4 separate regions of the Mus musculus genome follow, and all the other regions are linked to region 3. The links are chromatin loops, found by intact Hi-C in ENCODE. Cell type or tissue: left cerebral cortex. All regions are shown on one strand.

What was found. Hi-C counts contacts between places; a loop is a spot of excess contacts. Peaks named below come from ENCODE experiments on the same cell type or tissue, not always from the same donor. Only the 100,000 strongest peaks of a DNase experiment are listed, where the experiment ranks them.
Region 1: a loop joins it to region 3, with 4 times the contacts of the local background. A loop is called at or near these places in 10 of 42 quality-filtered maps.
Region 2: a loop joins it to region 3, with 9 times the contacts of the local background. A loop is called at or near these places in 11 of 42 quality-filtered maps.
Region 4: it touches region 3 in a loop (5-fold over the local background); 9 of 42 quality-filtered maps call a loop at or near these places.

Annotation. Positions count from the first base shown.
Region 1 is chr1:103,176,183-103,184,182 of GRCm38, forward strand. It overlaps the pseudogene Gm18728. Among named protein-coding and RNA genes, the nearest start is that of Gm22034, 230 kb to the left of the region's middle. In left cerebral cortex, no CTCF peak of the experiment used is centred here; DNase peaks (open chromatin) are centred at 4,963 and 6,437.
Region 2 is chr1:103,188,487-103,196,486 of GRCm38, forward strand. It overlaps the pseudogene Gm18728. Among named protein-coding and RNA genes, the nearest start is that of Gm22034, 240 kb to the left of the region's middle. In left cerebral cortex, no CTCF peak of the experiment used is centred here; no DNase peak of the experiment used is centred here.
Region 3 is chr1:103,434,700-103,442,699 of GRCm38, forward strand. No RefSeq gene overlaps it. Among named protein-coding and RNA genes, the nearest start is that of Gm22034, 490 kb to the left of the region's middle. In left cerebral cortex, no CTCF peak of the experiment used is centred here; a DNase peak (open chromatin) is centred at 3,519.
Region 4 is chr1:103,198,883-103,206,882 of GRCm38, forward strand. It overlaps the pseudogene Gm18728. Among named protein-coding and RNA genes, the nearest start is that of Gm22034, 250 kb to the left of the region's middle. In left cerebral cortex, no CTCF peak of the experiment used is centred here; no DNase peak of the experiment used is centred here.

The DNA.
Region 1 (8,000 bases), 260 kb before region 3:
GTACTATGTGTTCCACTGTGCAGCATACACACACACACACACATAGTCAGACAGACAGAGAGAGAGAGAGAGAGACAGAGACAGAAACAGAGAGACATAACAGACATGAGAAGCAAGGTGGAGACTAGGGAAAATGTTCTACCAATGATATTTCCTTTGGTACCCTTTTACTTTATAGTGATTGAACATACCCATTTTGCATTATTTTTGCATGCTTTCCTGAGCTGGGATTTATGACAAAAGTATGCCCTATTGTGGAAAAAAATGTTCAAATATTTAGACCTCAAGGTCTTCTATCAATAGTTTTCCATGGCAATAACAGATAATTTCAATATTTTTCATCTTTCTCTATGTCCCACAGGGTGTCCAGACAATCCCACAGATTTCCAATGCTTAAACCCCATTAATGCTTTCAAGGCTGCATGAGGTTCATCTCTATTGATAACCAGCCTAAGGACATCATTTCAGTTCATCAAGGTTCTCTGGGGAATTTTAGTGACTTACACATTGATCTGTGGAGCATGAAAGACAGGTAATTTTTATCTTGTCTATTCTGTTCCTCATCCCCTACCCATTCTCAGTGTTTGCAATATGCATTTCTGTAAGCAAAATTCTAATCCACAAACATTAGCCATGTTAGATATAATTGAATTACCTAATGGAAAATATTGCTGAAGAGATTTCAGGCCCAGGGAAAATGGTTTAAATTAGTTGAGTCTCTTTTTATTTTAACTTGCAGTAAATGGGATATGAAGAGTAAATCAAAATATAAATTTATGAAAGAATTAAAAATTTATACATAAACATATTTGATTACATTAAAGTTAAGAGTAAAGCATAAAGGAGGGAGGATCTGATTTCCCTAAACCAATTCACTCTTCACCTGCTATGGTTGTCCTTCCTATAATGTCAAAAACTTAAGGTTGTGGCTGTGCTCTTTAAGAATGTCCTTAATTGGGGATGCCTGGTCCTAGCTGCCACCAACCCCAACCACTCTTTCTTTAGTTCTAAAGAGACCAGACAGTAGACTAGTACAAATAAGTATCTTTATTCTACAACCCAGATATCCAGCATGGCATTGAGTTTCTAGTTGTATCTCTCTTGGATTTGGCTTCTCTTATGGTAGGAGGTTTTATATTTTAAGTCAGAAAGATAAAAAGAATCTATGCTAAATCTCAGCAGTATTTTCCCATGTTCCTTCTACATCTATCTGTCTTATTCTTCTAACTCTGCATACCTTCTTACAATATGAATGAGGCAACAAGTATATAGTATTTGCTAAGTGCATACCTATATGTTGGTGTTAGATGTTCTTGGCTACATTAATTATCCATTGTTAAAAACTGAAATATACCCTGATTTGTGAAACATGTGTTACCAATAAGAACATGTGGTACCAGTAAGTTCATACCACTGTAAGAAATGGGAAATGAAATGGAAGGACTTTGGATAGATGATGGAATTACATTTTAAAATATGAGGCAAAATCATGCTTGGCAAGAGTGAGAGTAGATGAAAGCTAAGAGGATGTAGTGCGAAAAATGGGCAAGAAAACAGATCATGGCTTGTATGTTCCACCAAGTTAAAGTGCTTTGCCGTTGCCTTTGAAATCTCTAGTACTGGGATACATTTCATAACTAACAGCACATGATAGTTTTCTTGGTAATATGTATTTCATGAGAAGCTAGCAACTGTCTTACAATCCACTATGCCTTAAATTTAGTTGACATGCTATAGTTCTGAAGAGTTGCTGTAGTCATGCTGATGGGCCATGCAGGGAAAGCACATGGCTTCCACATAGCTGGGATTGTAGAGCTGGGATCATCAAAAAGAGGGCATTTGTGTTAGCAGATTTTGCTTTCAATCTTTGTGGGATGTTAGGAGCGGGTGTGGCGGCAGTCCCAAAGGCGCCAGGGACTGCAGCTAAGTCATATGACTTGCACCTGACTTCCTCATATAAGACACAAACATCTTGAGTGCTGCTCAGGTGTACCAGGATACAGGTGAATCCAATTTGGTGGAGATTTGCCCCTGCTGCCCTGATTAGCTGAAGCTGCATGCCTGGTGAGGTGGCGTGGCCTGCTGTGCGTGGATGGGAACTGAGAGTATAAAAGAGTGAGAGGCCCAGGGTTCGGGGGAGATATAAAAACAGGGGAGATATAAAAACAAGGGAGATATAAAAACAAGGGAGAGATATAAACAAGGGAGATATAAACAAGGGAGATATAAAAACAAGGGAGATATAAACAAGGGAGATATAAAAACAAGGGAGATATATAAACAAGGGAGATATAAAGAAAGAAGAAACAGGACTGAATAAACGTGTGCAGAAGGATCCTGCTGTGGCGTCATTCTTGCTGGCGAGTTGGGGGCGCGCTCAAGAGTTGGTGCCAAAACCCGGGACAAGAAACATCTTCAGGCATGAGCGAAGACCCCCTGCTACAGGAAGGATTCAGAACTGCATCACGGGGAAGGAGTGGTTAATAAAGGTTCCCGTAAAACAGACTGTTGAGAAGGATCCAGCGTGGATTCAGAACTCTTCAGCTGGGGAAGGGCAATGATGAAGAGAAAGAAGAAAGATGAAGAATGAATAAACTGCTGTTAGAAGGACTGGTGGTCGCGTCGTTCTTGCTGATTGAGAGCGGGCGCGACAATTGGTGGCCCGTACGGGGAACCGACTCCCCCACCGAGTTCAGAACTTTCAGCAGTCAGTGGTTGCTGGCAGGGTAAGTTCACGGTGAGTGAAATTTGCGACCCCAGGAGTTTGGGAAGGACCTCAGATAAAATAGAGGTGAGCATAAAGTTGCCAGGAAGTAGGCACAAAGTAACCCAGGAGTTTGGGAAGGACCTCGGATAAAATAGAGGCAATCATAAAGTTGCCAGGAAGCAGGCACAAGGTAACGAAAGGTTCCCGGGTTTGGGACAAGTTAAGGTTCCCGGCTTGGGACAAGTTAAGGTTCCCGGTTTGGGGACAAGTTAAGGAACTATGATAAGCTCAGTGTAGTGATCAATAGATCCTCGCTGTGTAGTTATGCTTTTTTCTCCCATTGACCCTTTGTGGGTAGGTCTGATAGTTTTGGTCTTGTTTGTTCTGATATATGGACTCTGTTACTGTTTGAATCGAGAGGCAGTCAAGACAGGTCAGAAAATCCTTACAGAGCAACAAGAAAGTATGTCGGAAGAGGAGAAGGGCTTAAAAAGAAAAAGGAAAAAGAAAGAAGACACAGTAAAATCAGGTGAACAGAAAGGACAAAACAAAAGAGCCGAGGCGGAGGAGGAAGGCAAATTAGCTTCTGTGCCTCCTCCCTATGCCTCCTCAGCAGTGAAAACTTGACTCTCATATTGACTCCCCAGATGGACACACAGGTGATTGAGGTTATGGTCTCATCACCACGAGGTATTGTGTCCATCCCCCCTGGGGATCGAGTAGATCAGGTGTTGACGTGGGCGAGAGGGTCTGTTTGTGTGTTTCCACAGGACCAGACGGAACCTCTTTGGGTGCCGGAGAGATTGGTGAGACGCTGCAAGAATGAGCGTCCTGATCCAGTTGCCCCTGTGGATGTGGTGGATGATCCCACAAGCACAAAGGATGGAGCCGAGATGAGAGATCCTTTCGGTATTCCAGAAGCCGATACCAGCTTGACATGACGTTCAAATTTTTCTATGCCTTTTTGATCCCTGAATTCCCCTTAAAGAGATAGCCCCGCTGGCTATCTATCCCTTGCTTCAGGGAAGATGAGCGGGGATGAGAGCCCTGGGATGTATGCTTGTTATAGTGTGTGTGTGTTTTTTGTGTTTGGCACATGTGTTAGGTGCAGAGTGTGCGGCCCGCACTTTCGCCATGGTAGGTAGCATAGGCTTTTGCTGCAGTGGAGGAGGGACAATCTCCTCAGATTCGGTTTGCCGCTCTAAAAAAATTATGCTGCATTATGCCGTGGGGTGCGAGGCTAAGCACTGCACAGAGGATAGCTTGCTGTTGGCATCCTGTGGAAGGCACGTCTGATTGCATGAAGGTTCAGTGTCCTAGTTCCCTTCCCCCAGGAAAAACGACACGGGAGCTGGCCAAGACCTCTCTGGGTGATGAGCCCAAGGGATGGTTTTGTGTAGGGCCCCTATGCTTGCACACTGGGGATCAGACCTCTACCTTCACCCATGAGGCTTGCTTGCAGCAATTAAGATCTGGCCATAGGTTAAGTAACATCCTGGCCTTTTGATGCACCTGCCGCAAGCAAAACACAATCTCCCCAGGAGTGGCTTGGCATGATAGAGAGGTAGTCAGTGATAAGACTCCCTGGGCATGTCACCAACCTAAGACAGGGATCAAACCAATGCTGTTTGTCACCCAAGGACGGGTAAGGGGCATGGCTGCGGGGGGCTATCTACAGACATTCTCTCTGCCAGAAAAGAAAAAAGGGGGAGATGTTAGGAGCGGGTGTGGCGGCAGTCCCAAAGGCGCCAGGGACTGCAGCTAAGTCATATGAGTTGCACCTGACTTCCTCATATAAGACACAAACATCTTGAGTGCTGCTCAGGTGTACCAGGATACAGGTGAATCCAATTTGGTGGAGATTTGCCCCTGCTGCCCTGATTAGCTGAAGCTGCATGCCTGGTGAGGTGGCGTGGCCTGCTGTGCGTGGATGGGAACTGAGAGTATAAAAGAGTGAGAGGCCCAGGGTTCGGGGGAGATATAAAAACAGGGGAGATATAAAAACAAGGGAGATATAAAAACAAGGGAGAGATATAAACAAGGGAGATATAAACAAGGGAGATATAAAAACAAGGGAGATATAAACAAGGGAGATATAAAAACAAGGGAGATATATAAACAAGGGAGATATAAAGAAAGAAGAAACAGGACTGAATAAACGTGTGCAGAAGGATCCTGCTGTGGCGTCATTCTTGCTGGCGAGTTGGGGGCGCGCTCAAGAGTGGGAAGACTAAAAATGAATACCAGCAGATTTCGATAGAAGCATAAGTTATAAAAAAATGTTGGCACAGTTATGGAACTTCAGATAACAAGTGTCCCAGTCCAGGGAAAAAGAGATGAAAAACATCGGGTGTCTTTACTGAGGAACATGAGAACATGCAAAATTTTCCATGCAGAACATGTTCTCAGCTAATGCTTGAAATGACTGCTATAATTAGATGAAACATTTATATACCCTTTCTGATAATATCATTGCACATGGGATTCTTAATACACCATAGTGACATCTGATCAATGTGCCTTTTATTTGTTTCCATTTGAGGAGCTGGGAAAGCAGGTAATAAAATGTGTGCTTCATTAAAATGTGCTAATTTAGAATCTCCAAAAACAAAGCTATTTCAGGAAATGGAACTTGCCATAATCTATATTTCTGGCAAGGGAGAATCTTTCAAAGTAATTGTTGGGTGCAGCATTTTATGTATTATGTATTACATAAGTAATAAGCTATCTGTGGTAACACATGACCACCTGTAACCCTAGTACTGCTAGAGCCAAAGATGTAAGCTATCTTGCTGCCAGACTAGTTAGAGCAATAGCAGCAGCAAAACAACAACAATAATCATATTTACCTACAGGGTCTAGCAAATGAACATGCCTCAAAAAAATAAGGTGGGGAATTGTAGGAAAAGATGGCGGAGGGAGAGAGCCTGCGTTTAGCTAGAGCTCCTGTGCTCTGGGCAGGCAGGCACTGGAGGACTGCCAGATGCTTTCCATGCAGCTCAGGTTGCTCATCTGGCTGTGTGAAGACACTAACCCCACACAGCAGGGTGTGAACAAGGGGCAGCTCCCAGTACCAGGTTCTCAGTCTCTGGCATCCCACGCTGGAGCTGGCAGAGGAACTGAGAACAGAATAGGGGCCCTGGAGCAGCACCAGGTCCTGGAGATACCAGAAGAGGGCAGAGGGAGAGAGGTTCCCACGCAGGTGAGAGTCCTTAGTCTAGTCCTTATTGAACAGAAACAGTCTATGGTTTTAGAGCTTTATTGTAGAAAGGCAGGCCCCTTCTACAAATTACAAATTTACATTCCCTGTGTTACCCACACCTAGCAATACAATTAAGGGAGAACCTTAGATATCATCCAATCCCAGTCCTGAACTTACATAAATGGACATCATGTGGAGGCAGCAATATCAATTAAGAAATCAGGGCTTATTGCCATTGGACTCTACTACTGTATCCTAAGGATATTTACTTTTGAAAATGCAAGCAATTTGTTTTATACACTTGATAGATCATGTAAAAAAAACAATACAATAATTTTCCTGCAGCCAAATATGTCATAAAATGCAATTTTCTCTCTCCATATATGGTTCCTTTTCTTCTAGCAATCCTCTTCTAAGAAAACTATGTGTCTCTCACTTTCTGGTCAAGATGTTTAGCTTCTCAGCTTTAGCTTGGTGAGCTGCAAAAACAGAGACTGGGAAAACTTTATGCTGAATAACCTCCACAAACAGATTCCTAATACAGCCCACCCCATGTGTGGGAGCATGTTAAAAGAGTGGGTGTTATAAAAAGATTACATTATTCGGTAAAACATATATCTGAGTTCTTCTCTAAAATTGAAAGCTTTTAAAGAACATACTGCAACTAAGAATATACTAATATCTAAGATTTCCAGTAAATGTTCTTGGGGATTATCACAGTAGGAAGGAACTCCCTAATTAGCCTGAAATGACTGTTCTATGAGGGTAGAGTCTGAGGTACTTCAATATGGGCAATCTATCTGGAACTCTCCAGTGAGGGTTTAATTGAATCATCATTTTGTTCTTTAAATGGGAGCCATTACATCTTCATCCTATGCCTCTTTAGATGTGAGTGGAGAAGTGCCTATAAGGCACATGATCCTGGATTTCATTGCTCTAAGTATCCTTGAAGGAGGGCATCTGAGTTCTATAATCAGGCCGATCTCTCTTGTTACTTGTTTTTATACCAAAAAAAGTGGATAATTCTGTGGATAAAGTGTCACTGTCCTCCTGGGCACAAGAAAATATTGTTCTCATTACAATGTAAAATGTGATCCATAAGCACATGTGTTTGAACACATGAATCCCAAATGGAGGTGCTGTTTCAGAAGGGTGAAGGAAACACTAGGAGATGGAGCCTCATTGGAGGAAGTAGATCACTGGGAGTGGGCCTTGATGTTCAGTAGTAGGGCCTACTTCTTGTACACTCTGTTTTTCCACTGTAAAGATAGTATGACCCTCTGTTGCCTGCCCTGTTGACATTGCTTTCTTTCCAATTGCCAATAGTATCCTCTAGAACTATAAACCAGAAAAAAAAAAAAACTTCCTTCTCTCTTGTCAGATATTTTGTCATAGCAATGATAAAAATAACTGTGATAGATACTGAGATGGTTATATTCAGAGAAAATATAGCCAACCACAATTAGGTTTTACATTTTCTCATAAGGATGTGATGAGAAGTTTCCCTAACTTACTCATGATTGGAAACACTAATGCTTAAAACAAAGGCATAGAAATAACCCAGTGAATTATGTCGTGTGCTTGTTCTAAAGTTTATTATTTGGTAAGTGAGATCTAGAGTGGATGTTCAGAGAATGTTAAGAAAGCAGCACTCCCAACTTGTTATAAGGACACATGCTTCACTATGTTCATAGCAGCCTTATTTATGATAGCCAGAAGCTGGAAAGAACCAAGATGTCCCTCAACAGAGGAATAGATATAGAAAATGTGGTTCATTTACACAATGGAGAACTATGGAACTATTAAAAACAATGAATTTACGAAATTCTTAGACAAATAGATGGATCTGAAGGATATCATCCTAAGTGAGGTAACCCAGTCACAAAATAACACCCATGATATGAACTCACTGATTAGCCCTGAAACAGACTCCTTCGTAGAATGGGGGACAAAATACTGATGGAAGGAGTTACAGAGACAAAGTTCAGAGCAGAGACTGAAGGATCAACCCTCTTGAGTCTGCCCCACTTGGGGATCCATCCCATGAACAACCTCCAAACCCAGACACCCTTGAAGATGCCAACAAGAGCT
Region 2 (8,000 bases), 250 kb before region 3:
ATTATCTCCAGCAACAATCCAGAGCGGAACTCTCGAGGGTGAACCAGACCCTGAAAATGTAGGAGACTGACTTCTGACATGTTTTCATTTTATTAACTTAATTCTTTAATATCTGCATCTGTTATAATTACAACACATTTCAATCATCATAAAGGTATTTAACCAAAAATAGATCAAAGAATTTATCTGCTAATTAAAGGGAACAGACAAAGGAAGGTGACTTAGCTAAATTCTAATGTATGAACATCATTAAACAGCTTGCATTTATCAGCTAGCCTTTTCTTTTCTTTTTTTTTTTTTGATTTTTTTTATTACGTATTTTCCTCAATTACATTTCCAATGCTATCCCAAAAGTCCCCCACTCCCCCGCCCCACTCCCCTACCCACCCATTTCCATTTTTTTTTTTTTTTGGCCCTGGCGTTCCCCTGCACTGGGGCATATAAAGTTTGCCTGTCCAATGGGCCTCTCTTTCCAGTGATGGCTGACTAGGCCATCTTTTGATACATATGCAGCTAGAGACAAGAGCTCCGGGGTACTGGTTACTTCATAATGTTGCACCTACAGGGTTGCAGATCTCTTTAGCTCCTTGGATACTTTCTCTAGCTCCTCCATTGGGGGCCCTTCGATCCATCCAATAGTTGACTGTGAGCATCCACTTCTGTGTTTGCTAGGCCCCGGCCTAGTCTCACAAGAGACAGCTATATCACAGTCCTTGCATCAAATGCTTGCTAGTGTATGAAATGGTGTCATCATTTGGAGGCTAATTATGGGATGGATCGCTGGATATGGCAGTCTCTAGACGGTCCATCCTTTTGTCTCAACTCCAAACTTTGTCTCTGTAACTCCTTCCATAGGTGATTGTTTCCAGTTCTAAGAAGGGGCAAAGTGCCCACACTTTGGTCTTCGTTCTTCTTCAGTTTCATGTGTTTTGCAAATTGTCCCTTATATCTCGCTGTACAAAGTTTCTGGGCTAATATCCACTTATCAGTGAGTACATATCATTTGAGTTCTTTTGTGATTGTGTTACCTCACTCAGGATGATGCCCTCCAGGTCCAACCATTTGCCTAGGAATTTCATAAATTCATTCTTTTTAATAGCTGAGTAGCACTCCATTGTGTAAATGTACCACATTTTTTGTATCCATTCCTCTGTTGAGGGGCATCTGGGTTCTTTCCAGCTTCTGGCTATTATAAATAAGGCTGCTATGAACATAGTGGAGCATGTGTCCTTCTTACCGGTTGGGACATCTTCTGGATATATGCCCAGGAGAGGTATTGCTGGATTCTCTGGTAGTACTATGTCCAATTTTCTGAGGAACTGCCAGACTGATTTCCAGAGTGGTTGTACAAGCTTGCAATCCCACCAACAATGGAGGAGTGTTCCTCTTTCACCACATCCTTGCCAGCATCTGCTGTCACCTGAATTTTTGATCTTAGCCATTCTGACTGGTATGAGATGGAATCTCAGGGCTGTTTTGATTTGCATTTCTCTGATGATTAAGGATGTTGAACATTTTTTCAGGTGCTTCTCAGTCATTTGGTATTCCTCGGTGAGAATTCTTTGTTTAGCTTTGAGACCCATTTTTAAAGGGGGTTGTTTGATTTTCTGGAGTCCACCCTCTTGAGTTCTTTATATATATTGGATATTAGTCCTCTCTCTGATTTAAGATAGGTAAAGATCCTTTCCCAATCTGTTGGTGGCCTTTTTGTCTAATTGACGGTATCATTTGCCTTGCAGAAGCTTTGCAGTTTCATGAGTTCCCATTTGTCAATCCTCAATCTTACAGCACAAGCCATTGTTTTGTACTTCAGTCTCTAAGGAAAGCTTACAGGAATTAAAACTGACCTTCGCTTGTATGGAGAAGAAATTTCACTTCTTATAAATGGAACATAAAGTACACCTACATACAGATTAATTTCTAATCCTAGAGATGCTCAGGAGTTAAGAGCACTTGCTGATCAGGTAGGGGGCATGAATTTGGCTCCTAGTATCCATGCAGGACATCTGTAACTACTACACTCAGGATCCAACACCCTTTCTAGCGATTGCAAGTACTTATACTTAAATGTGGATGCTCGCACATATATATGCATATGTGCAATTCTAAAGAAGGAAGGAAGTCTTGTAGAGCATCAATCATGTGAATGTTTAGAAATTAAAAGTTTTATCAACAGTGGTACTGCCAGTCTATGGGAACTGGACATGGGAGATTAACAGTAAGCTACAATTTCCTTATAATCCTATAGAATCAGGATGAGTGTTTTTGTTGTGATTTATTTTTTAACTAATGACATTTTCAGGTATGTTTAAATTGAGAATTTTAGGTGAGTAGCCTGCCTTTTCACAGCATAGCTGTGTGAATGACTTCTCTATAAGACAAAAACATGGGCAAACACTTAACCATTGTGCATATTTCATTATACGTATGAGCCTGTTATGTTAATATTTACAGGTGACTTCAATTTTTCACAGACCATTATAGAAAGATAATAAATAGTGGTCATTAAGAGTATATTATCAAATGGGCTTCACTCCAGAGGAGAACAGGCCTCACCTATTTAATTTTACTTCTAGAATTTGTGGAAGCAAGCAGAGTAGATATGACTGCCTGCTGTATTCTAGGTGAAAGTGAGTACACAATGAGCATTGGGGCTTTTATGTTTAAAAATGAGCACATATATTGAGCATCTACTCTAAACTCTGTAGTTGTTACAGAAACTAGGCCCAGAAAGTAAATCCTGATTTTACCTGACAAGTTGACTTAAATTTTGGCTGCCATGAAGTTTTAATACCTCCCTGTTCAGACACTATACCAAATCCCCTTATCTTAGTTTTGTCCAGTTTGTTCAATTTCCAGGTGAGACCATTTCCTACAAGGTTTGTCTTTACTTTCATCAAATAATGAATTTTTTAAAATAATGCTCATGCAGGCATAGGAAGATTGTTCAGTGTATACATTTCTTGCCATACAAGGATGAGGTTCCCTGTACCCATTTAATTTCTGGGTATGGATGGCTGATCACATGTCATAAAAGCATGTGAGAAGTATGGACAGGCAATCCTTGAGAAAAGAATCCTAGCTAGACTATCAGAATCAGCCAGCTCTGGGTTATTTGGGAGAACCTGACTCAGTAAATTTTTAAACAATGAAAACAAAACAGCAAAGGTCCACCTGTGGGCTTCACATACATGTACATATACATACTAATGTCCTAAAGTACATACACCATATATATCCATATATAAGCAAAAACCCATACATAAAAATGCACATCACCCAGATACACACACACACATACACACACACTATACAGTTATGTGAAGATGCTTCATCCAATGGCTTTCTACATACACAAGGCTGGCCTATCAATACTGTATCATTGGTGAGCTTGCATATATCTTAATTTCTGTAAGTATGTAAGTAGATCGTATGTTGTTTATTCCATGCTTCAAGAAGGTATTTTCCACTGCATTCCTGTTATGAGAGACCATAAAATACAAAGAGTTGTGTATGCGTTCCCAAAGTTTAAGCTAGTTATTTTAGAGTTGAGAAACTAGCCCACTGCTTGCCTAGCATACATGAGGTCCTAGGTTTCGCAGTAGCATAATAAAACATCAAAAACCTATTTCTGTTTTCAAAGCTAACCACTGTTAATATATAAGAATTCTGTTCTTCCAGGTCTCATTTTCCATAAATACAAACATTGATTACAACAGCAAAATAACACTTTTACTTTACATATTGTATGGGTGACACATGCATGTGAGTGAATGAGTGCCTGTGCCTATACCTGTGCATGGATGCATATGACTGCATGTGGAGGCTATAGCAGGATATGAGTGCCTTTCTCTATCACTGTTTGCCTTATTCCTTTGAGACACGATCTCCCCTGAACTAGAAGCTTGATATTAGTCTAATTTGGCCAAATAAGCTGATATAGATGCACTGTTCTATACCACACAGTGAAGGGGTTACAGACAAGCTCAGATATGTTTGCCTTTTTACCTGGTAGAAGAAAATTAAACTCAGGACTTTGCAAGAGATCTTGCCTACTAAGCTGTATCCACATACCTTGCTTCACTTACTAGCATGTTTTTAATTGGGAGACTTCCTCTTACCCTTGCATTCAGATGTACTCTTCATTTTAGTTGCCTCTGAACACCACAGTATAGGTGTGCCACAATTTATACATCAACAAGGTACTATATTTGGTAATATATATATATATTATATATTATATTATATATATATATACACACACATATATATATATATATATGTCTGTGTGTGTGTGTGTTATTTTAAAATTGTTATCCTTGCTAACTAATATTTTTACAGATGCTTTTGTATCTATACATAAATATGTATGAACAATTTTTTCCCAAGCAGTAGATTTAGACAGGCATACAGTCTATATATTGAAAGTGTTGTCATGCTGATGGCATCTCACGATGGTATTAAAGGAAAAGGAGAAGAGGAAGTAGAAAAAGATTTCAGAGCTTCCAGCAGTGTCAAGTGAATTTGTTCTGAGATTTCACAATTTAGATGAGAGGTATGTCTCAAATGGCTGTTGTATTGAAGACTGAAGCATTAGAGTGCTAGTAGCCTATAATAGATCAGTGGAAGTAGAGCCTTTGAAATTGAATCTTTTCTCTAGCTTTGCTTTCAGGCTCCCCTAATATAAGTGTATCTGCCACACTCCTTAACCATGATAGACAGAAACCTTAATGGACAGAATCAAAAATCAAATTGATAAAGACTAGAGGAACTTTTAAAATGTTTTATGTCTTTGTTAAATACATACTTTGTAGATTTCAAACCATATTTAAATTATATTCTTTTTACTTTATGAAAATTTAACACATTAAAGTAATATGTATGTGATTAAAACAAAATTCAGAAAAGGATCATTCAACTTCAGTGAACATCATTCTGTCCTACGTTTTACTTTAAGGTTTATATCAATTGTCTCACACATATTAAATAGAAATTAACAAGAATCAAACCAAGAACATATTTTCAAAAATATGAATAGAAATAATTATTTAAATGTTTTCAAAGTATGATTAGTATTTTGATATAAGGAAAATGTCTTATTATTTTGGAAATGTGGCATTTGTAGGGAAAACATTGCATATTTTTTGTTACATACGGAGTATACAACAGGAAAATTGTAAAGACTTTCAATTATTATTAGGCTTATTGATTTGGTGACAGCTTAAGACCCTAAATAGTGTTCCTCCTGACAGTCACAGCTGAGGTTTATTCTTAACTCTACTACAATCCATTGCAAATATGTTTAAATTAAGTGTGTACTTGTTTTTAAAATTCAGTAGTACTAATTCATTTCCAGAGTAATTCTGAATACAATATAAGAACTTTCTGGCTCTGGGAGATTCACTTGGGGCTTTATGTCTTTCAGTAGCATACTTTTTGTCATGCCTAAGTATTAATACAATGATTGGGATTCTGATAGTAAGTTACGATTTTTTTAAATAACCAACTGTATGCATCAGGAGCATATGTAGCTTGCTGAGCAATGAAAGTATGGACATGATGCCATCAGGGCCCTGTGGAAGAATCTGTGTCACATTGTTCACAGTAGGCCTCCATAAAAGATTTTCAGAGAGCAGAGAGGCATGCTGAAAAGATATTGATCTACTTAGTGAACATTGAGAGCTAGTGATACATCATTTAGTAGAACTCCAAAAAGTTTCTTTATTTCTGAATATAAAGAATTCTTATTTGCCTATTAAATGGCCCATGATATTATTGAGTATAGTTTTATTACTGATAACCTCAGGTTTTACACCTTCTTTACATGATCTGCTATCTCTTGTACAGTTGGTCAGAAAGTAAACAGCCTAATCAGTATTGTTTTAATATGAGTGTTATCGTTTAGAGTAAAACTACATCAACTCAGATAAAACATTAAAAAAAAAAAAAAAAAAAAAAAAAAAAAAAAAAAAAAAAAAAAAAAAAAAAAGCTTAGCCACCTGAAAAAGAGGAATACTGAGGAATATGACAGAAACTATCTTTGGTTATTGTAATTTAAGGATTTTACATTAGTAATAAAGCACACATAAAAATAAAACTGAAATCTGCCTTTCCAGTTTTAGGGAATTTACAGGATTAAAAAAAAAAAAAAAAAAAAAAAAAAAAAAGCTTAGCCACCTGAAAAAGAGGAATACTGAGGAATATGACAGAAACTATCTTTGGTTATTGTAATTTAAGGATTTTACATTAGTAATAAAGCACACATAAAAATAAAACTGAAATCTGCCTTTCCAGTTTTAGGGAATTTACAGGATTATTATTTTTATATAATGAAAAAGTGAATATATTTTATTCTTTCTTCCTTCTTTCTTTCTTTCTTTCTTTCTTTCTTTCTTTCTTTCTTTCTTCTTTTTTCCTTCCCTTCCTTTCCTTCCTTTCCTTCCTTCCTTCCTTCCTTCCTTCCTTCCTTCCTTTCCATTAGGTGTTTGTCAAACTATTGTGAACATGGAGGACACTGTGCCCAGACCTGGACCACCTTCTACTGCAACTGCAGTGACACTGGTTACACAGGAGCTACCTGTCATGACTGTGAGTACACACAGTGTATGGGCAAAACTTCTGGAATGCAGTGTGGGGACACTCTATTCAGCATTGTGTGGGGACTGTTTATTCCTTTAGCATTAATTATCCAATCAGCTGTAATATGTCACATACTTAAGGAAGCAGGAAAAAGAGTGGACAAAGACATATCTTTATGGAGTTTATGAGAATAAGGCAAACAAAGAGAAGTTGGATATGTGCTATAGTGAAAGAGAAAATGGTGCCATGTGTATTTAGAAGATCTGTGCAACAAATGGCATTGTGCTAATGGCTTGCTTTGTACTGTTACAACAAGTAACTCATATATATCACTGGTCCAAGTGACAAGTGGAGTGTGGTCTGTCTTAGTTATTTTCTTGCTTCTATGATAAAAATACTCTGACCAAGTCAACTAAAGAAAGAAAGAGTTTATTTGGGTTTACAGTTCCAAAAGAATATGACGGATCATAATGGATGAAGAAATGGCAACTGGTAGGGGAAGCCATGGTAGAAAAAAGAGAAACACTAACATATCACTTATTAACCACAGTCAGGTAACAGAGAATACATAGAAAATGGCATAAAAGTATAAATATTCAAACCCTACCATAGGCGACACATTTCCTCTAGTGAGGCTCCAACATCTAAAGGTTCTGCAACCTGCCCAAAGGACACCATAAACCAGAGACCATCTGTTCAAACATGAACTTATGGGAGACACTTGAAACTACAACATGGCTACACCATGAAGTCACTTTCACATTGGCAGACCTGTTTACTCTTTGTCCCCATTTTGTCAATGATCTCATCATCTGAATATGGTTATGGTCAAGGGAAGGAAGTACATGATAAGGAAAAAAGGGTGTGTTTTATCTAAAGGTGTATAATGAAAAGGTGGATGAGGGTTATTTCTGATCACATTCAGCCAGAAACTGCCCTAGTGTTACTCTAATGAGAGGCAAATTATGTTCAGACCATGAGCAGAGAGACTACACAGCCAGAATGTTGGCTCTCCGTATCAATCACTACCTGTCAGTGATGGGCATTTGGAAAAACTTCAGATTGAAGGCCTGAGCTGATCTTGTCCAGGATATAGAAAGACAGATTTTTAGACTAATGGAGGAAGTGGATTCCAGAGTATAATAATGTTCTGTGGAGAAACTGTCAAAAATCAAGGAGCCAAAATAGAACACTGATGATAAGAAGAGTGGGGAGTCAGGAGAATGGGGCTGGGCTGGGACATGTGGGAAAAAAACACATCCATTTTCCTGCAGTTGGAATAGTTGGGGCTGAAAAATTTTTATCATGTATATGAAGTGTGTTTTCTTTATCCATTTCTCAGTTTGAAGAGCCCTAGGAAAGTTCCATGATCTAGATACTGTGAAATGTGCTGCAAACAATACAGTTGTGCACATGTCTAT
Region 3 (8,000 bases):
CCTTCCTTCAATGGAAGAGGGGCCACATGGGCAGGGTCTCCTTCTCCTTCTTGGTGATTTGAACAGCCCTGCTCTTTTGTCTGTGCCTGTCTGCCTGCAGGCCTCTGACTTTGAACTTATTCCCTGTGCAACTGCTCACTGAGACATTGTGGTGCAGACACCTGGGGGAGGGGAGTGATGAACAACAGTCTCAGGATTGTAGAAAAGAAACAAAACATGAGAAGAGAGACAAAGAAAGAGAGAGAGAAAGAAAGAAAGAAAGAAGGAAGGAAGGAAGGAAGGAAGGAAGGAAGGAAAGAAAGAAAGAAAGAAAGAAAGAAAGAAAGAAAGAAAGAAAGAAAGAAAGAAAGAAAGAAAGAAAGAAAGGGAAAAGAAAAAAAGAAAAATCCTTTCTTTTCAGGTAATCTCTTAACATCCTGACACCTACTTCTGTGACTCAGAGTCAATTAAGCAGTTAAATCCCAAGTTTTGCTAATAAAAACTGGCCAACAAACTTCATAGATCTTGAAAATCAAATCACATGATTTCTGGAGACCCCATAGCCAGATATACACTCACTGAGGTACTCCATGTACTCTCCCTCCCTCTCTCCCTCCCCCTCCCCCTCCCTTTCTCCCTCCCTCTCCTCCTCTCCCTCTCCCTCTCTCCCTCTCTCCCTCTCCCTCTCCCCATCTCCCTTTCCCCCTCTCCCTTTCCCTCTCCCTCTCTCCCTCCTTCTCTCCCTCTTCCCCCCCCCTCTGAGTGTGTGTGTGTGTGTATGTGTTTGTATAGTGTATATACAGAGGAATGTGAAGTCCAATATCTTAAACTTTCTCCACAATTTTTTTTGTGAAAAATTCTCTCATTGAACCCAAACTTGGAGATCATAAGTCTGGCTAGATTGACTATCCACTGAGATCCAGACATCTGTCTTACCCTGTCTCTGTCTTTCTATAATATATTACAAGCAGGAAACACTGCCTAGCTTTTTTATATGGGTACTTGGCAAAGAATTCAGCTCTTTATACTTACATTGGAAGAAGATCCCAGGTCTTTTACTTGCCTGGAGATTGACTTGTTAGCTGGGTTAGAACCCACAAGTCTCTCCAGAGCTGCTGGAAAAAATGTCTTTTATTTGGAAGTTCTCAGTCTTCCTAATGCTGCAAACTTTCCAAACAATTCTTTCATTGCTACTTCATGAGTGTAATTTTGTTACTGTTATGAATCATAATGTAAATATCAGACATGCAGTCTGAGAAACACTGCTTTAAGAGTAACAGAATTGAAGGGGGAGGAAAATGTTCAATTACACATTTTAGAGTTCAAACTTACTGTAATTAGTTTTCACAAATGTTTATTTTTTTTCTGACTGGTTTATAACACAGAAATTTCGTTGTTGCTGTTGTTTTTTTTTTTTTTTTCACAGTTCTGGATAATAACAGTCCATGAAGAGGGTGCCAGGGGGCACAGACTTCTATCACACTACAAAGAAAGAGCCTTTGCTGAGCATATAGTACACAAAGTCCTGGGTTGGTTAGATGTCCAGTATATTTTAAACATGGATGTGATAGTGCACACCTATAATCCTCTAGTCTGCAGGAGATAGAGGAAAAAGGATCAGAAGTTGAAGGTCACCCTTGGCTACAAAGTTCAATACTAACCTCTCTTGTGTGAAAAGAGATATGTTAAAAATGAAATAATCTAAATAAAGTCATGTCCATGTGTCACTCTTATATGGTAAAAAGAGAAGGGTCCTCTTTTGTAAAGGTGTGAATTTTTTTCATGGATTATCATCAAATCACATTCTAAAGTCCACTTTCTTTCTTTTCTTTATTTCCTTTCTTATTTAGTATTGTTTTGTATTTTTTCTTTGTCTTTTTTTTTAAAGACAAAGTTTCTTTGTGTAGTCCTAGCTATACTAGAACTCACTCTGTAGATTAAGTTCTCTTTAAATGTACAGACATCTGCTTGCTTTTGCCTCCTGAGTGCTGGGATTAAATAGTATACTACTAAGTTATTAAAAACAATGACTTCTTGAAATTCACAGATGAATAGATGGAACTTGAAAATATCTTCCTGAGTGAGGTAACTCAATCACATGTTCAACACGAAGAATAACTGACAACTTAAAAAAAAAAAATCTACAAAGCCAGAATAATGCTTGTTTAAACCTGTGGATAAGAGAAAACATCTTTTAGTACATATGTTATAACCAGGTAGTAGAAACCATGTTTTCTCCCCAATAAAGATTGGTCACCGACAAAGATTGCTCACCACTAAAGATAACTATTGTACAGAGATATTGACATACTATAAAATATAATTTTCAGGTGCGTTGAATCTTCCAATGAGATCCAAGAAAGGAGACTGCAAATGCCCTGGGCAAACTTAAGAATGACACAAGAGAAACTGCATTATGCTATATATTCAACTTATTACTTAGTCCTCTTTTTTTAAATTCTGAGAAATAGGCAGCCATAACTGTTATACTGTGTGAAGACAAGTAGAGTGAAGTCATTTTCATGCACTTGTGTATTCATATTCTTCAGCCCATCACTTTTTTTAGGATTTATAACGTGACCTCACAATATAAATATAGGTGAAATATTCCTACCTCAAAAATATAAAATGAAAATTGCTTCAAAACTTCATATTTTCATGATTTTAAAATATAAATTTTTGATTAAAATGGCCACACAAGTTAAGTTTCATGCAAGTGTATAATGTATATCCTCCATACCCTCTGATATAATCTTTTTTTATGTTTAATTCTCCAGGTAGTTTCTTTCTCCCTACACAGTTACATTTCTACTCTCATGTGATATGTGCACTCATGATTTTATGTAATCCAGAATTCAAAAAATGAGAGAAAATATCCAATAGTTATCTTTCTCAGTCAGATATAATTAATTTAATATGATTGTTTTTAGTTGCATCCATTTCCTTGAAAATGCCAGAGTTTCATTTCTATTTATGAATGAAGGAAGTTCTATTGCTCTATGTTTTCTTTACACTTTACTAGGTGTACAGATGCCTCTCTTGGTTTTGTAAATTGACTGTGCTACTAGAGTGGTGGCAAATACTGACATGTAAATATCTCTCCTGTATGGTAAATTGGAGACCTTGGCATACACTCCTAGGAGTGGGGTAATTGAGCCACATTGCTAGGCTTTTGAGAAGAAACATATACTCCATAATTCAAATCTTTTTGATCAGCAATACGATATAACAATGGGAAATTAGTTCTATACTTGACCTTCAGTATGCAAGTACTCCAATGTTAAGTTACAGACCTGAGATAAGCACCTGCAGTGACTACTCAACATATGCAGGTTCTCTCAGAATCCCTCAGTCCCAACCTATAAGAGAGTATGATGGCATATCCAGTGCTCTACCCTGAACTTTCTAGCCCAGGGGCTTAACTGTCCTTCCCTCAGAGATTTTTCTTTATATGAACCAGGCATTTAGGTTTCCTAACTTATCCGTCCCTCTGTCCCTTCTTTTGGCATCCTGGCTACTGTACTTGGCTCCTCTCTCCCTTTCCCCTCCCTATCTCGCCACATAGTTCAGAGTCATAACCACTCTAGACTCTTCCAAATGAGTCAGCCTCTCAATATGCGCTCCCACATATCTATAATAAACGTTTCCTCACCATACTTACGAGTACTCATGTCTTTTTCTTTCCTTTTGATTTCATTTTTTTCATTCAAACAGTATTGTTGAGCACAATAACCTCAAGGGTCTTCTTAATAGTTGTTGTGTTTATACATTCTGTAAAACATTCTTAATGTTTCATGTTAAATATGGAAATATTATGAAATAGAGAATAGTGTACTGGATAGTTTTGGTCCCTGATTTTTTTTCCATTAAAGGATGTTCCACCTACATTATTTATTCCTGTACATTACATTATCTGTGAAAACTATGCATTTATTCTCCTATATATTTACTCATTGAAAGTTACATTTTTAGATGTTAGGGATGATCAAATAAGATAAAATACTTGCATACAAAAATAAATGTGGCTTAGTTGAGGATAGGTGCCAGGCAGGCGCTATAGAGAATAGGATGAGTTATACTCATTGTATTCAAGATGGCACCTAGGTGAGGGTGTTATTTCACTTGTGTCTCCAAGATATATGGCTGACAGGAATTGAAGGCTAATATAAAAATTGCACTTGAGAAAGAGATAGATAGATAGATAGATAGATAGATAGATAGATAGATAGATAGATGCTAGAGAGAGGGGGAGGGAGAGAGAGAGGGAGGGAGAGAGAGGGAGAGTGTTGGAGGGAGAGGGAGGGAGGGAGAGAGAAAGAGAGAGAGGATACAACCTCTGAAATCAAGCATAGAGCAGGAGCAGATGTGCTGATTCTCTGTATGAACAGAAGTGAGTGCAGCTTAGAATGGAATTGCAGAGGTACTATTCAGAACTAACAGGTATCAATTCTGAGATGTGGGAATAACTGCAACTGGTACAGTTTTGGGATAGGAAAGCAAAGGTAATAGAAAACATAAAGGGGCTGATAGGTCAGTTTTTGTTCTGTGAGCTGTGTTCTTGTGGCATCTCTTGATCCATCTACTGTCTCAGAGCTTTCTTTCTTTTCCTGCAGAGGAGTAGTCCACTCTCCCTAATGTTTGGCTGTAAGCCTCAGCATCTCTTCTATCAGTTGCTGGTTGAAGTCTGACTGGTCACATTGATAACAATTCTGCTAGCCTGCAGTTCCTTAACAATGTGCAGGCAGAACAAGCTGACCTAGATCCAGGTCAGATGTTCTGTGGCTGAGATTTAGGGGTGGTGATGTCACAAGGACTTCCCTGGGAATCAGAAATAGAATAGATATTCTTTTTGGACTGGGGGATGGCAAAAAAGAAATCCATGCTTTTACAAGGAGACTTGCTTAACTATGCTTATAGCAGTTTTATTCATAATAGCCAGAATATTTCCCTCAGTTGAAGAACATGTTTTTACAAAGTGATAAATTTATAAAACGGAGTATTACTAAGCTTTTAAAAACAATGTCATCATGCAATTTTCAGGAAAATGTGTGGAACTAGGAAAAAATGTCATTTTGAATGAAGTAACACTGATCCAGAAAGAAAAACATGGTATTTACTCCCTTATGCTATAAGTTATAAATTCAGAGGCTTATTACTTAGCATCTCTGTTCCTGTAGACTATAGTATGATTGTCTTTGACTTTATATTTAATATCCACTTATAAGTGAGTACATACCATGTCTGTCTTTTTGGATATGGGTTAGTTCATTCATGATGATATTTTTCTAGTTTGATCCATTTGCCTGCAAATTTTGTGATAGCATTGTTGCTGTTGTTGAATTCAAATTATTTATTCATTTTTGTTATTGTTATCACAATTATTTAATCTCATTTTTACTGCCCCCTTCTAGACTACCCTCTGACATTTCCTCATCCCATTTCTCCTCCCTCATCTCCAAGAAGATGTCCCTAACCCCACCCCACCACCAGACCTCCCTACTCACTGGGGCCTCAAGTCTCTCTAGTGTTAGGTGCGTCTTTTCTTACTGAGGCCAGACCAGGCAATCTTATGCTGTATATATGTACAGGGAATCTAGTCTAGGAATGTGGTTGTCATCTCACAGGCAAAATTCTGACCCAGAATTATTTCTGTCTAAAAGAACTGCAGGGACAAAAATGGAGAAAAGACTGAGGGAAAGGAGGTCCAGTGACCATTAGAAAACAGGATCCAGCTCAAGGGAGGGCTCTAAGTCCTGACACTATTACTGCTGATATGGTGTACATACAGACATGAGTCTAGCATGACTGCTCTCTGAGAGTCCCAACAAATAGCTGAAAGAATCTGATGGAGATACTTACACCCATCCAATAGATAGATGCCAGGGACCTATGTGGTTGAATTTGGGAAAAGCCGGAAGAAACTGAGCAGGTGGGTGACAGCATAGGAAGACCAGCAGTCTCAACTGACCTGGACTTCTTAGATCTCTTATACACTGAGCTTCCACCCAGGCAGCATACACTAGCTGATATGAGGCCCCTGACAAATATACAGCAGATGCCATTGTTTTTAACAGCTTTGGAATATTCAAAGGCACCTCTTGTTTGTGCATTTTTCAATTGAGGGACAAATAAGTCATTTCCAGATTCTGGTTATTATGAATAAAGCTGATAGGAACATAGTTAAGCAAGTATTCTTGTTATAGGATGGAGTGCCCTTTGGTTAGTAGTATAACTGGGTCTTAAGGGAGATCAATTCCCTATTTTTTAAGAAAATTTCATATTAAATTCTATAGGGACTATATACATTTTCACTCCCATCAGTAAGTGTGAATTGTTCCCCACTATCCACATCCTTGCCAGCGTGTGCTGTCACTTGTGGTTTTAGTCTTATTCATTTTGACAGGAATAAGATATAATCTCAAAGTCAGTCTGATTTGCATTTTTTCTGATGACTAAGGATGTTGAGCATTTCTTCATTGCAATTAGAAATTCCTCTGTTGAGAATTATCTGTTTAGGTCTGTATTCCATTTTTAAATTAGATTATTTGGTTTGTTGATGCCTGTTGGACCTTGAAAGGTAGCCTGCTTCCTGGTTGAACTAAAGCTTGAAACTCTGGAAGCCCTGAATGGATGGTAGGAGCTTCCACTGTTCCTGGGCACCGGGCCCCCGTCACTAGCCACAACCCCTCATAGATTTGTAACCATCAGTCACATATGGCAATGTCCCAAGCCGCTCCATATATAGAGGATATGACATGTGGTCATGACAGCTCTCCATTTTAATGAGTTACCTAGAGGTTTGGAGGGCTTAGACAATAAGCTTCCCTTCCATGAAGTTCTTCGCTGCAAAAGGTATTTGACCATAGTCCCACCCTGAGAAGTGTGACATGGTTTTACTCATCCACTTTCCACCATGACAGTAAATGTCTTAAAACCATGGACTGCCTCCTTTCTTTGGGATCCACCGTGGCAGCCATGGAGGCCTTTGCCTATAGAGACACCATCTTATCTCCTTTAGAAGGTCTCTCTTCACTCCAGGTCATGACTGACTGCCACCAAGCCAAGTCTGAGCCCAAGCCAACCGCTGACTAGCTAAGGACTAATTCCCTTAAGAACCAGCCAAAGCTTTCCCTTTAATCCCAGCCGTATGCTAGATCCAGCCCGTGGCCTCCCACTCTATTCTCAGCTCTTCTGTGGCTCCCAGAAGCACCTGGGTGTCCAAGAACATGAGAACTAGATCGCCTTAGCCTTGTCACAAGCCCAGAGACCTCCAAGCCAGCTCTGACTGTCCTGTTCTCGGACTGTGCTTCCCTATCCCCTGAGCAGTGTCCTGTGGCTACCTTATGACCCAACACATCCTGACACAAATTGCTGTGTCTGGGCTGCCCAATCTCCATGCCCTGTGGCAGAGTAGACACAGGACCCAAGTCAGAAGATATTTCCCGCCTTCTCTTTTATGAGATTTACGATATCTGGCTTTATGTTGAGGACCTTGATCTACTTGGACTTAAGTTTTGTGCAGGGAGAGATGTCAGAATCTATTTGCATTCTTCTACATACCTATTATAGTGGTAATTTTTTAATCCACTGTGAGCTCACCAAGGATGTGCCACTCTGAACCTGCCCAAGAACACTGGATTCATGCGTGAAAGACATGCACATGCAACCTTTATATTTAATATGGCTTGCTAGCTTAATGGTTGGACCACTCTTGAACCTCCACGTAGCTGACACCCTTCCCTCCAATATTCCTGAGTTAATACTTGCTAAATCTATATTTCATCTCTGCTACCCTAGAAGCAATCAGGGGAATGGTCCCGTGGGCTACTTCTCTGACTTATTAATGGCTGGATGGTTGCTCTCCTGCAGCCCTAAGTCTGATCTCTCTGATTTCCTGTCATAGTGATCCTGCAACTTTTTCTTTCATCCTTCCCTTGTTTAGGAAATCTAAGTGTCCTGACTTCATCTCCCTGCCCAGCCATTGGCTGTTAATAACTTTATTGAACAATCAAAAACCAACT
Region 4 (8,000 bases), 240 kb before region 3:
GTACCCCTGGAGCTCATGTCTCTGGTTGCATATGTATCAGAAGATGACCTAGTCGGCCATCACTGGAAAGAGAGACCCATTGGTCTTACAAACCTTATATGCCTCTTTACAGGGGAAAGCCAGGGCCAAGAAGTGGGAGTGTGTGGGGGGGGAGTGGAGTGGAGAGGGAGGGTTTGGGGGACTTTTGGGGTAGCATTGGAAATGTAAATGAAAATACCTAATTAAAATAAAAGAAAAAAAGAAAGAAAAAAAAAAGAAACTGCAGGAAAAAAAAAGAAAAAAAGAAAAAAATCTAACAAAATATAGGATGTGGTATTTCTATGTTAGAGACAATTGATTACATATGAAGACTGATGTTCATCAAACATCATAAATATTTTTAATGAAGTAGAAAATTAATGATTAACACTGCCATATGCTCACATACTGTGAGTATTGTAGCATCTTTGTTGCATAAATTACCCAGTATAGACAAGAGTTTGTCATAGTGTGGTCATCAGTGAGAGAATCCGAGACACAGCTGAGATCATCTCTTGTACCCATGATGTCAGGAAACATACTGAATCTTTGTGTCCTATTGTTTCTCATGAATATATATTAGGCTAGGGATTGGTTTTACTAAGAAAGTCCCAGAACAAGGGAATGCCAGGGCCAGGAAGCAGGAGTAGGTGGGTTGGGGAGAAGGGCAGGGAGAGGGTATAGGGGGCTTTGTGGATATTGCAACCCTATAGGTGGAACAACAACATGAACTAACTAGTACCCCTGAGCTCGTGTCTCTAGCTGCATATGTAGCAGAAGATGGCCTAATCAGCTATCATTGGGAAGAAAGGCCCCTTGGTCTAGCAAACTTTATATGCCCCAGTATAGAGGAATTCCAGGGCCAAGAAGAGGGAGTGAGTGGGTAGGGGAGCAGGGCAGGGGGAGGGTATAGGGAGCTTTAGGGATAGCATTTGAAATGTAAATGAAGAAAAATTCTAATGAAAATGTAATAAAAAGGATGACTCTGAATGAGTATAATGATTCACTGGGCTATGTCATATAACACTATACACTTCTAGTTTTTATTTTTATTGATCTTTCTTTCCCTCTCTGTCTCTCTCTATCTCTCTCTGTCTCTCTCTCTCTGTCTGTCTCTCTCTAGATATAGATTGAAATAGACATAGACATAGATATAGATATAGAAACATATAGATGTGTGTATGTATGTGTTTGTGTATGTATGTATATATGTATGTACATATGTATGTATGTATGCATGTATGTGTGTGCATATGATGCTGTGCATATGTACTTGAATGTATACCCCAGAGGAGAATGTCTGATGTTCTGCTCTTTCACTCATCTCCTTATTCCTTTCAGACAGGGTCTCATGCTGAACCTGGATCTAGGCTGAAAACCAGTATGCCTCAAAGATTCTCTTATCACTACCCTAATGCTAATATTATAGCATATAGTGCAGGTGTTCTATACCTGGTATTTTATTTGGGTGCTAGGCATTTATATGCAAGTCTACATGTTTACAAGGGAAGCACTTCTAAACAGTGACCCATCTTCCCAGCCCACACTGCACAGTTCTTAAGCCATTTTTTTGATGTCCTTACCCAGAACAATATCTATGTAATGCACATAGCCCACCCCTTGCTTATGGTTCAGAAAACACCAAGGACTCTCTCACATTGTTTACTCCATTAAAACTTAAGAGCAAAATAGACCGAAATAAAAGGCTTTTTTTTTTTTTTTTTAAGTCATGGTTACCTGAAGTGCCTACCTATTCCCCTTGAAACAGTTCTCTGATAAGAACCATGAGTGTTTTCAACTAGAGAAAAGAAAATCAAAGAACTCTAAGAGTAAATATTGTTTCTAATCAATATTTTATCATTTTCATTTTAAACTATGTCTAACTCCATTGATTAAATTGTCAATCAAGTAAATAATTTCCAGGCTGTTCAATTTTAATGACACAAAGTTTTTTTGAGAGTGTAGTTCAGAGAAAAGGGTCAGAAAGTGTTTCTTCACATGATGAAATTCTCTAATATTATATCTCTGTTCCCTGTATCATGTTATTCTACTAATTGGAGCCTTGCTGGTGCCATATTCAAAGGAAAAATAATAGAATCCACTCCTACTGCTATTGAGATAAATTCCTGTGTCAGTAGGCATGAAATCTCCCTAACATGTCTAATCATAGACCTTCCTTGTTGTTCCCACTCCATTAACAAAATATTGTCTACACTTCGACCTTGATGAAAGACAAGACAAATGTTCTTTTTTATATAGCGGCTAAGGATAAGAGGAAGAACAGCATAGGATGGAGAGCCAAGGCCATTTAATTACAAAACTAGGAGAAATGACTGACTACTGTGAATTCCTTCCAAGAAGAGTGAGTGTGGCTTCATCACACTCTAGATAAGATTCATTGTTTTTGATAAATTACACGTGTGTGTGTGTGTGTGTGTGTGTGTGTGTGTGTGTGTGTGTGTGTACTTGCGTACACATCTGTGTGTGTACTGATGTGGAGGTAAGAGATTAAGTTTGGGTGATTTGTTCAGCTCCTCTCTACCTATTTTGTTTTGATTTTTTATTAGTTTTGGGTTTTTTTTGGCGGGGGTTGTTCGGTTTTATTTTTGTTTTTGTTTTGCTTATGTTGTTTTGTTTTACTTTGCTTTTTGAAACAGGGTCTCTCACTCACTTTTTCATGTAGACTGAATGACCAGCAAGTCCCTATGACCTGTCTGTCTCCACAACTTCATCACTTGAATTATATAGTCACACATAACTAAGCATGGCTATGCCCAGCTTTTAGTTGGATCTAGTGATAGGAACCACGATCCTTGTATTTGCAGTGCAAGTTCTTTGCTTACTTTGCTGCATCTTAGCCCCTTAAAGTTATTGTGGCTATATCTCTGTATTGTTTCAAATTATTCAGTGAGTCTCCATGAACTTAAGTTATGTGTGTGTGTATGTATGTATGTATGTATACCAGAGTGTGTAGGTAAGAACATCTATACATCTATTTAGAGGTCAGGGAGCTTATCTCACATTACTTAGGAGCCATTTACCTTATTTGTGACAGAAAATGGCCAACACATTGGTCCTCCTGGGCAAGGAATATAAGTGTTCCATGTGTCTCCTCATCCCCAGTGCTAGGATTACAAGGGCCACAACCAGACACAACTTTTTCTTTTTGTGTTCTGGGGATCAAACTCAGGCCCTCATGATTTACCAAGTGAGCAAGTTTCTTATTCCTCTCAATGCGTATTAGCTCTACTGTCTGGAAGTGGAGATTTTCATTTACTGGACCCCGTGAATCCTCTTTAGAACAGCCCTTAGCCTCTGGTCTTTACCTCATCACATCAAGGACTTCTCCCTCTTCCTGTCTGTTGACCTTATTTCAACTTGTTCATTTCTTTTTAAGTGTTACTTCGTCTTTCAGGTAATTCTTTGTTTAACTCAATAACCTGGCCTCATTCTACATGCACATGTAGTTACAATAATTACATTATTTGTCTTTCTATTCATTTTTGGTGTCAGAAAAAATTGGATTTTATTGCATGTTTTCTAAAACCAGCACTAAGTTTAGAAAGTTATTTGTGGGGAAAAAACAAAAACAAAAACAAAAACACTGAGAAAATTGAGTTACTAACTCTTTTATTGGCATTTCGTCCCACAAACTCTACCCCCATAGAAGTTAAGAGACTTTCAAAATCCCCATGATTTACTTCCTTTGCCTACTATATGGAGAAGTTTCTTAGTTTTAATTGATTGAAATGAGTGAGGTTCTAGCTTTTCCTTTAAACTATGTTTATTAAATCTTTACTTACTTAGTCCCATGAATCCTCAAAGGGACTTGTGAATCATCCTCCAATTGATATTGATGGAGAAGTGCCCAATTTAAAGCCACTATCATAAATGTATATGAAAAACATAAAAGAGAAAAAAAAACATGCACTGCTCTAACAGGACATGAAGCTGAGTTTATTAGTCTGTCAGCATAGTGTTGGTCAAAGTCACTTTGAAGCAAAGAAGATCTTCTGCTGCTGACTAATGTGATGACAGATACCGTGGTAATCATCCCCTTGCTTTTCATCACTTATGCCTCTGTCATCATGGTTTGAAGAGGAAAAAAAAATTCTCTCTGATAATGATCAAATTCGTTACTGCCTGGTGTTTAAAAAGGACATCAGGGGACAAATAACTGTGTAACATATGCAGGCATGGGAGGCCTGAGCTCCAGAGCAATCAGAAGTATACCCCATGCTCCATGATATTCACTTCATAGGTACTTCCTGCTTAATGATATTCAAAAGATGTAGATCATGGTAGTAGGGGAAATGATTCCAAAGGGAAGAGTGCTTGCCACATAATTATGAAGATCTGAATTCATATCTGAAACTCCTACATGGAAAGCCAGATACTGCCGTAGGTACCTCTAACTATGTTTCTGGCCAATGGAGGAGAAGCAGAGGATTTCAGAAACAGGATTATTGCTGAGTCTTAATTGCCAACTAGTGCAACTATAAAATAGTGAGCTGCTAGTTCAGTGAAAGACATTGACAGAAATAAGGCCAATTTAGAGTGACAGGAAGCAATTCAATATCCTCCTCTGGCCTCTGAACACATATGTGTGCACACACTCACATATACACACACAAACACACACACATAAACATGCACACATATGAAATACCCCTTTCCTTTTGCTTTTATTAAAATTATAGCAAGAAAAATGAAGTGTCTTTGAAAATTAAAGTATCTTCTTTCAGTTCTAAATTCTACTACTAACCTAATTGAATCACAGGACATTATTCCACATTGAGCCTGGCCTTTTACTCTCCTCTAAGTATGATAACAGCAACAAGAACCATGGTTCTTTTGTAATTAAATCACACACAGGATGTGGGACATAATGTCTATCATGGAGACCAACAATTTTACTTTTATGTTTGGAAGTTTGTTACTTATTAGATTTGTTTTAGGTATATTTATATGTATTTGTATTTGTCTGTGTGTCTCTGTGTGGATATGTGCATATGAGTGAAGGTGCCATCAGAAACTAACAGAGGCCATCAGGATCCTTGGAACTGGAGGAACAGGTGGTTGTGTGTTGCCTAAAATTCACAGTCTTCTCGAAGAGCAACAGTGCTATTAAATTCTGAGCCATTGCTAGTTTAGAGTCCTTTCCTATAACACGGAACTTTGAAGCTGGGCTTGCTATACACTAAACAAGAGTTATTATCCTAAGCCATATCCTGAGTTTATATAGCTTGTCTCATTAGTTCCTGCTCTCTTACATTTTGCTATCCTTTGGATTAGTATAGAATATTGACTTTGGGTCTGAAGGGACCTCTGACATTATGATTCCTTGTATGTTTCTTCACATGGTATTCCCAAAACGGCTTTCCTTGCACCAGTTTATGTTTCTCCTGAGATCTGGAGTGTTACTGATCTTGGGAGATACAATCTCTCTCCTGTTTTCTTAGGTATACTTGGCTTTCCAACAATTCTATTAGGGAGAACTGGATATTGAAGTCCTCCTCACAGAGTAGCCAAGAGTCATCAAAAGGAGAAGACTATCCTTTTTAAAAGTGAAGATTTACTTTATAAGTCTGTGTATGTATACACACATATTTAAGAGATGGTGTTTGATGAGGCCAGAAGAATGTGCTAGATTTCTGGCAGCTCAAATTTCAGGCATATTTACACAAACCAGCATGAAGGATGAGATCTGAACTCAAGTCCTCTGCAAGAACAGTCCACATTCTTAGTCCTTGAGCTCTCTCACTTGCTCTCACTGTTTCCTACAGCCCTTATACCAGTCTCTTGCTGGAGATTTGTGTGGGTGGAATGGACAGTTCATGAACTTGTTGGACATAGAAACTGCTATGGACTGGCCAGCAGTAACGACGCTGCAACAGGATCCTTCTGCAAACGTTTATTCAGTCCTGTTTCTTCTTGTTTATATCTCCCTTGAACCCTGGGCCTCTCACTCTTTTATACTCTCAGTTCCGATCCACGCACAGCAGGCCACGCCACCTCACCAGGCACGCAGCTTCAGCTAATCAGGGCATCAGGGACATATCTCCATCAAAATGGATTCACCGGTATCCTGGCACACCTGCGCAGCTCTCAAGATGTTTGTGGCTTATATGAAGAAGTCAGGTGCAAGTCATACAACTTAGCTGCAGTCCCTGGCGCCTTTGGGACTGCCGCCATACCCGCTCCTCACATCTCCCCCTTTTTTCTTTTTTGGCAGAGAGAATGTCTGTAGATAGCCCCCCGCAGCTGTTATTAGACGCGTTCTCACGACCGGCCAGGAAGAACACCACAGACCAGAATCTTCTGCGGCAAGGCTTTATTGCTTACATCTTCAGGAGCCAGAGTGCAAGAAGCAAGAGCGAGCGAGAAGCAAGAGAGAGAGAAAAGCAAGAGAGAGAGAAAACGAAACCCCGTCCCTTTTTAAGGAGAATTCTCCTTCGCCTCGGACGTGTCACTCCTTGATTGGCTGCAGCCCATCGGCCGAGTTGACGTCACGGGGAAGGCAGAGCACAAGTACTCATAAGATACCCTTGGCACATGCGCAGATTATTTGTTTACCACTTAGAACACAGCTGTCAGCGCCATCTTGTAACGGCGAATGTGGGCGCGGCTCCCAACATCTCCCCCTATCCTTTTAATAAGAGCAAATAGGCCACCCATATTAATGAGAGTGGAGATAGAGGTCAAATCCCCAGTGTGTAGGTAAAGGAGCCATGTACAGGATTAGCTCTTAGGCTCACAGGCTTTTACCCAGAGCAACCCTGACCTGCTCCCGTGTCGTTTTGCCTGGGGGAAGGGAACTAGGACACTGAACCTTCATGAAAGATGACATGTCTCCCTAGAATAGGCTCATATATGCCGCAGAGCCTTTCCATTGCAGTGCTTAGCCTTGCAACTCTCTCGGGCTGCTGAAGCACACTCACTCTATCCCGTGCAATGAGTCTAGCCTCATGGGATATAAGAGCTGAGTGGCCAGCGACCTATTGCCTAAGCATAGATATATCAGGGGAAGCTCCATGTTCTAGTCCTGCAAGCGCCTGGGCAATAACCACCTTGTCTCTCCTAGTTTGGGCCTTAAGCTTACAGACCAATCAAAGAAGCAACACTAATCCACAGCAAAGTGTATCTCCAAATAATATTAATCCCACCCATTTTTTAAAGAAAGAAAATGCTGAGGAGATCCAATTGGGTAATCCTTTGGTCAGCGACAGGTCCAAGCGCGTGGAGTTGACCTGAAGTCTCAATTCCCGAAGGATCTGTTCAAATTCAGCCATCCAATTCTGTAACATATACTGAAAAAGACTTTTTGACAAATTAGCTGTCCTAGTAAATTTAACATACTGAATGGAAATAACACACAATCCCGGAAACTTTTGTTCACATCCCTGCTGAGTTATTTGTCATAATACATCTAGTTGTATCTGGACAAGATCTATGAGTTGATTAACCAGCATGAGACCTCTCTGTATCTTGACATTAGCTGAGGCCTGTTCATCTATGACTGTAGTCACTGAGGCTGACAAAGTGTTAATGGTGTCAGTCGTCTGGACCTGTCCAGACAGAGCCAAGGCTGTCTGAATTAAGGCTAAACCCAGTTCCTAGTTAGTGGTAAAAAAGCAGGAGAATACTTGAGCATTATACATCACCATCATTGGGAGTGGAAATGTCGACATTATCCCCCAACGCTGCTCTCTCTTTATTATTGACGCCCTGGACATCACCAAGACGAGGGACATTAGTATTCCCTTGGTCAGTCTGGATTTTTCGGGTGAGTCTTTCTGGTACCCAAAATGGGTTGTCTTCATTCTGTGGGAAAACACAGATAGCTCCCCTGGATCTTATCAAAATAGGATCCGGGCCATACCATTTATTATCAAGGACATTTTTCCATTTAACCATCTCATTTGGCCTATCTGGCTCTGAACAATGACGTTCAGCCGCAGTATGGCCATGAACATCAATAT